2 separate regions of the Homo sapiens genome follow, and region 2 is linked to region 1. A link is a contact called in ENCODE POLR2A ChIA-PET data. All regions are on one chromosome and are shown on one strand. Each heading gives the region's core, a stretch centred on a gene start or an enhancer-like site at or near the end of the contact. The rest is flanking DNA. Distances are from core to core; before and after follow the strand shown. Region 1 has its middle 51 kb from the start of LINC02247. Region 2 has its middle 39 kb from the start of COL5A1.

Region 1 (3,314 bases), core at 462-2,961:
CCTCAGCCTCCCGAGTAGCTGGACTACAGGCATGCGCCACCACACCCAGCTAATTTTTGTATCTTCAGTAAAGATGGGGTTTCACCATATTGGTCAGGCTGGTCTCAAACTCCTGACCTCAGGCGATCCACCCACCTCAACCTCCCAAAGTGCTGGGATTACAAGCACAAGCCACCGCGCCCGGCCAGGTTGACACATAAGATTAATCATTGCTCACAGTTACTAAGCGGCAGAGCTGGGGTTCGAAACTAGCATTTCAGGCACTGTGCCCCACACTCGGCTTCATGGCTCACCAGCCTGCCAGGTGGACACGCCCAGTCTCGCTCTTCCTGTCTCCACCCACTGTGTGTGTGCACCTGCCATGTGCCAGGGGGCACGGAGGGGCACAAGTTGTGTTTCCATCGCCTAGATTTCCCCAGCTCATGGTGGAGATGGACACATCCAAAACTCTGATCTGAGATGAGTCTCCTTGGTATCTGAAGGATGTCCTTCCTCTCTGGGTCTAGAACTCTGGAGTGACAGCTCTTTTCTTCCAGCACCGTAAACACGTTGCTCCCTTGTCTTCTGGAGCCCATCATTTCTGCTGAAAAATAATCTTATTGTCCCCTTGAAGGTAATTTGTCTATTTGTCTTTACCTCCAGCTACTTTTAAGATTTCTGTATTTGGATTACAGTAGTTTTACCATAATATGCCTAGGTGGCTTCTCCCTGGACCTAGCCTGCTTAGCCTGTGGAGAGCTTCTATCTGGGGTTTGTTTTCTTTCATCGATTTTGGAAAATCCTCAGCCATTCTATCTTCAAACATTGCTTTTTCCCTATCCTCTCTCTTTCTCTTTCTCTCTCTCTCCCTCCTAAAATTCCTGTTACCTGCATGATGGAGCTGCTCCCCAGACCCCATGTGTATGGCATGCTCTGTCTGTTTCTTATCCTTTTCTACTCACTCTGTTTCTTCCTAGTTTTTTTCCTGACTTATCATTTCACTTTATTAAAACTCTATTTCCTAGCCTACTGTTAAGCCTGTCTATTAAGTTTCTAATTTTAATCATTGCATTTTTCTAGAATTTCCATTTTGTAATAGATTCCAGTTGTCTAGCAAAATTCTCTGTTTTATCATCCATTTGCTCGAATAATAATTTGAAAGCCCATCTGTGATGCTACCAATAGCTGAGCAGTCTGTGGGGCTGTTGCTGTCATCATTTTTTTTCTCTGGGTCCTGTTTCTTGGTTTTCCTTGACATTTGTGAAGGCTTGGCTATACCTCTGGTTCCCTTTCATAGCGATTAAGCTTCCTGGCATCCCGGCTGAGAGCCTGGAGCGTCTTCTAGAGCTTCTCCTCCTTGGCAAGTCCTAAGCTCTCATTCTGGGCTACCTGACACTCTAGAAATTCTGACACCTCAGTAGCTTTCTTCTGGGCTTCTTAGCTTCTTGCTCTGCACACGTTCATCCACCAAACAGCTAGAAGGGAAACCTCTGAGCATCAAACTCACTTATTTTCACCACCTTTCTCCCCAGGATCTTCAGATCGCCACTCAATTTTTGGCTACCTTGACAGGTCCAAACTCCAGTGTCAGCCCTGTGAAACTCCGCTGGCTTCCCTTCCTCTTCACGGGTGTTTATGGTCTCTTGTCTTGCAGCAGGAGTTGGGAAATCCCCTGAATGAAAAGCGAGCAACAGCGTTGGCTCATCTCTCCGCGGTTCCCCTTTTGCTGAGATCTCAGCCCTTTGAGTCCCGATTGGCTCAGCTGCTCACCAGTGTCTTCAAAAAGAGCATTCGTATTTTACCCAGCTTGTCTACGTAGTGATCTATGCTGGCTACTTCATAACAGCCAGAAGCAATAGTCATTAAGTGGTATTTTAATTAACTATATTGGCATTTTATATATATATATATACACACACACACACACACACACACATACGCACACTATGTTCAGCACTACAGAGTCCAAATACAAGACACTTTTACCAAGTATTTTATTTGTAAAGGCATCCCAAAGGTAAGATGTCAACACGCAAGATTGGAGTGTGGAGGTGACGCTCATCCAACTTCTTTATTTCTTTTTTTTTTTTTTTTTGAGACAGACTCTTGCTCTGTCACCCAGGCTGGAGTGCAGTGGCATGATCTTGGCTCACTGCAACCTCCGCCTCCCGAGTTCCAGTGATTCTCCTGCCTCAGCTTCCTGAGTAGCTGGGATAACAGGCACACGCCGCCACCATGCCTGGATTTTTTTTTGTATTTTTAGTAGAGATGGGTTTTCGCCATGTTGGCCAGGCTGGTCTCAAACTCCTGGCCTCAAGTGATCTGCCCGCCTCAGCCTCCCAAAGTGCTAGGATTACAGGCATGAGCCACCGCGCCCAGCCTATATTTCTGATTATAAAAAAATTGCAGCAATGGTCGCCATGGTCCACGCATCAGCCAGCGCCTGCTGGGCTTTACACAGCTCTCCTGTCTCCCTCACAGCAAGTCCAGGGGGAGGGTCTAGGAGGCCCCGTTGGGAAGTGACACTCGGGATTTGAGCTCTGGCATGCCTGAATCCCTGAGCCGCTGCGTCCTCCTGGCTCCCTGCAGGAAGATTTCTCCCATGCTGTTTATTTTCAGGATGGTCCCTGAAACGTAAGGGACCCGACAGCCACCACGGCGAGGAAGGCGCAGAAGGGGCAGCACGGAGCCGTGAGCCACAGAGATGCTGCAGCCTGGACCAGCCATCATCAGACAGGCGTGTGCCGTCAGCGCTCAACGTGTGAGAAAGCACAGAGCCAGGCCCTTCCCAAGACCCCACTATGAACCCGATTGCTTCGGCCTGGCTGCCTTCCTCCAAAGGGGTGCAGGCGGGGCCCACGGGACCCCAGTTCTCTAGTCTCGCCTGACTCTAGGCAGAACTCTAGTGGCTCTGATCTCTGGGCAGAACTGACTCAAGAGCCACTGAAGAGACCTTCGCCTGGGGTCCTAGACTGGGCTGCAAGGAGTCTTTGAATCTCTTGAGATTGTGCACTAAGTATTTACCTGCACGCATTTTTCCAGGAAGAGGGCCTGCGGCTTGCATCATATCCCCACCGTGGTCTGTGACCAAGAAAGTAGTCAGCATCTTTAGGCTAGAGGAGGCGGGAGCCCCGGATTCCAATCGCAGTTCTCCCTGGCTGTGTGAGCTTGATTTGTCCTTTCTCTCTCTGAGCCCTGATTCTGCCTCTTTTCTGCAAGGACCTTGATCGCTGGGGGCGGCAGGGCTCTGTCTGCTGAACCCCAGATCCCTCTGCACTTTCCCTGCTCTGCTCAGTAGCGTGGGGCACTGGCCCAGCAAAGTTCATTTCCAGGTT
Region 2 (3,314 bases), core at 815-3,314, 360 kb before region 1:
GCAGCTGATTGTCGATCGGCAGAGACTGGCACACTGGAGCAGCATTCGCTGTGATCACACCACGGGCACACACAGAGGAGTCCAGTGTAGTTTGTGTGAGGGAGAGAGAGAGAGATTGGATTTGAGAATGGAACTGAAATTGTGCATGAATGGAATTTGAATTCCAAGACAAACCCCATCTAAATTCTCGCTCCTAGAGATAGCTTAGCCCTGCACAGTTCATCTAACCTGTTTCTACAACGTGGAGTCTTTGGTGGAATGAAGGTAGGGAAAAGCCTCCCTCAGAGGGCTGTTTGAGGGGCGCCCTAATAAAATGCTGATAGTCGAAGAGGCTCTGCAAGCTGTGACGTGCTGGGCAATTGTTCCTCCTAATTTCCAGTGAGAATCGCTTCCACTCGGTGTGTATCCAGAATGAGTATCAGCACAGCTCAAACCTTCTAAGGCTCCGGGACCCAGAGTGGGAGCTTGGGAACACCAAGAAGGCCATGAGGGGAGGGAGCTATGGAGAAGGAGAGAGAGGGAACCACATTGCCAGTGAAAATTCTCCCCCACCTTCTTTTCTTCCCCTCCCTTTCCCTTCTTATTTTTCCCTCCCTTTTCCGTTCTTTCCCCTCCCTCCCTCCCTCCCTACCTTTGTTTCTTTCTCTCTCTCTTTCTTTTTTTCTTTCTTTCCTTCCTTCCTTCCTTTCTCTCTCCTTCCTTCCTTCTTTTCTTTCTTTCATTCTTTCTTTTTTTCTCTTTCTTTCCTTTTTTCTTCTTTTTACTTCTTCATGCATTCAAACACCCATCCAGTGTCCACTGTGCCCCAGGTCTATATCAGGCCTATAACATGAGGCTGGCTCCGTCTAACCTCAAGGAACATCACTTGGGGGACAACGGCTTTTATCACTGGGGGATGCCCGTTCAAGTCCACTGCGTTGTGTCTGCCTTTGTGCGCTCAGCAGAATCCCAGCCACACTCACATTCCCACAAGGACATTCCCCCCATCTCATCCCTTCTGGGTCTCTCTCCCTGTGGCCCTCTGTGCCTAGACTTGGAAAGTTGACCTTCTGTACCCTTTACAATGGTGGCCTTGTTGTTCCCTGGGCGCTGGAGGCCCGAGGAGGCCACTGCTTCTCTGTAGCCTCGCTGTGCTCTGGGCCAGAGTGTGGTGCCCTTGCGCTGGCCCACGATGCCCTGCCTGCCAGGTGAAAGGCACCAGATAACACGACATGTCTTTTTTTTTTTTTTTTTTTTTTTTTTTGAAACAGAGTCTCAGTCTGTCGCCCAGGCTGGAGTGCAGTGGCGTGGTCTCGGCTCACTGCAAGCTCCACCTCCTGGGTTCACGCCATTCTCCTGCCTCAGCCTCCCTAGTAGCTGGGACTACAGGCGCCCGCCACCACACCCGGCTAATTTTTTGTATTGTTTTTAGTAGAGACGGGGTTTCATCATGTTGGCCAGGATGGTCTCCATCTCTGACCTTGTGATCCGCCCGCCTCGGCCTCCCAAAGTGCTGGAATCACAGGCATGAGCCACCGCGCCCGGCCGACATGCCTTTATCGTCATATATACACATAGCAATTAACCAGACAAGAGTTCCTCGTTTCTCTCCTGGCTCTGCCAGAACACGGAGCTGACCCCCTCGGTGCTTGCAGGGGGGCCGCCCTGGCCGTGGTGTTGGTGGCCCAGGGCAGGGTGGAACACCCGCCATCCTCGCACCACACCAGCAGGCTTTTCCTCCAAGAAGAAAGGGGCGGTGATGGGAAGGACGGATGATCCAGTCTTTGTCAGGAAATGGCAATGATGCAGGCCTTGAGCAGGCCTGCGGGTTCCCATAATTGCTGGGCTCATCAAAGAAAATCCATCTAAGCAAATTTAAGAAGAGCCAGCCCCCTGGCTGGGAGCTGCTCAGGCCATTTGTCATTACTTCCTCCTGATAAGGCCAGTGTTTCATCCAGGAAGAATGTGGCTCGCGCGTTCCCAGTCTCTTTCTCGGGCCATTCCGAAGGTGGGAGCTGCGGACCTCTCAAGAGCGCAGACGGAGCCCCCGGCTCTGTTTGCAGAAATTCCACTGCCGGTCTGGGCTGTGAATCATGCTCAGGGTTTGGAAAAAGTTGCAGCATCAAAGCCAACTGAGGTTTGGGGCTCATCCCAGATGTGGTGTCGGGGCAGGGGGAAGGGCAGTGTTCCTTCCCGAGGCTTCCCCATAGGCACTATCTGGGGACAGGGTGGGGGTGGGGGCCATCAAGCTAAGGATGGGACTTAGTCACTGGTCAACGTTCCCAGAAACCTGGATTCCTCCAGTTGACCAGCTCAAACCACAAACACAGCCTCTGCATCCTGGTTCTACAATTCTCTAAGGGGCCTCAAACAATTTCTACGAGTGTCCCCAAGTCCCCAGAATAAAACTGTTCCTCAGCAGGCACACAAACCCTTTTACCATCACCCCAAACATCCAGAATGTTGGTGAGACACCAGGAGCTGGGAGTTGGTGGGGGGGGAGTCTTATTACCAAATAGTGGAAGGACCCCCCAGTCATCTGGCGACAGAGAACTTAGAGAGACCAAAGGCCACTTTTTTTTTATAAACAGAGAAATTGAGGCCCAACAGAGCAAAGGAGTCCCCCCTCCACCCCAGGTCCCAGAGCATTAAACAGCATAAACCACAGGACCTGCATCGACTCTAGAAATGTCCACCATTAGGCTCTCCTCCCACGTGACCTGCTGAGGACATATATGCATTTTTCCACTTTATAAGCAAATTTGCAAGACTTCACATGGAAGTCATTCATCACCACCACCTCTCACCCCATGGCCTCCTTTTGCAAGTCTTCACATCTTGCTCTCTGGCACAGCTGGAGTGCACCCCTCAGGGATATTTTTCCAGAAGGGTGTGCTGCCGCTGAGAGCACGCCCTTCTGCGGCCATCACCCACTGCAGGCAGCTCGCTGGGCATGGAATTTAGAGTCACGTTCTCTATCCTTCAGTGTGTGCTGGAGTGTTGTTGCTCCAGTGGCATTTCATTTCATGCTGCAGAGAGATCTTGGGACCAAGCTGATTCTGCTCCTTTGTAAATGAACTTTCTCTCCCTCTCAGGAGGACGTGAACCCTAAGAATGAGGTTTTCGTGTTTCCCATAAGAAATGAGTGCAGCTCAGCCAAGTTTCTCCATAGGATCCAGGGTCCTGCCTGGGCCTGAAAACCTGGACTCCAACTCTGTCCTGTCACGAAGTGGGTTTGTGGCCTTCAGTTGTCACTTCACTCATTTCTTTAGGGAGATAATACTTCCTTCCTGTATCTGCTAGCTCAGGCATGGTTATGCTGGGAAACAAGCATC

The links. ChIA-PET counts read pairs that join two places held with the same protein, here RNA polymerase II (POLR2A).
Region 2: POLR2A ChIA-PET joins it to region 1 with 11 read pairs in AG04449. The contact joins two enhancer-like sites. POLR2A ChIA-PET finds 5 or more read pairs at or near these places in 2 of 52 experiments (AG04449 and naive thymus-derived CD4-positive, alpha-beta T cell).

Annotation. Positions count from the first base shown.
Region 1 is chr9:134,242,333-134,245,646 of GRCh38, reverse strand. No RefSeq gene overlaps it. Among named protein-coding and RNA genes, the nearest start is that of LINC02247, 51 kb to the left of the region's middle. RefSeq lists an enhancer at 1,589-1,708. Within about 2 kb of position 1,711, at least 4 of the 41 ENCODE cell types and tissues checked have a DNase peak (open chromatin) inside an H3K27ac peak, as active enhancers do.
Region 2 is chr9:134,601,446-134,604,759 of GRCh38, reverse strand. No RefSeq gene overlaps it. Among named protein-coding and RNA genes, the nearest start is that of COL5A1, 39 kb to the left of the region's middle. RefSeq lists enhancers at 627-1,538, 1,539-2,451. Within about 2 kb of position 2,064, at least 15 of the 41 ENCODE cell types and tissues checked have a DNase peak (open chromatin) inside an H3K27ac peak, as active enhancers do.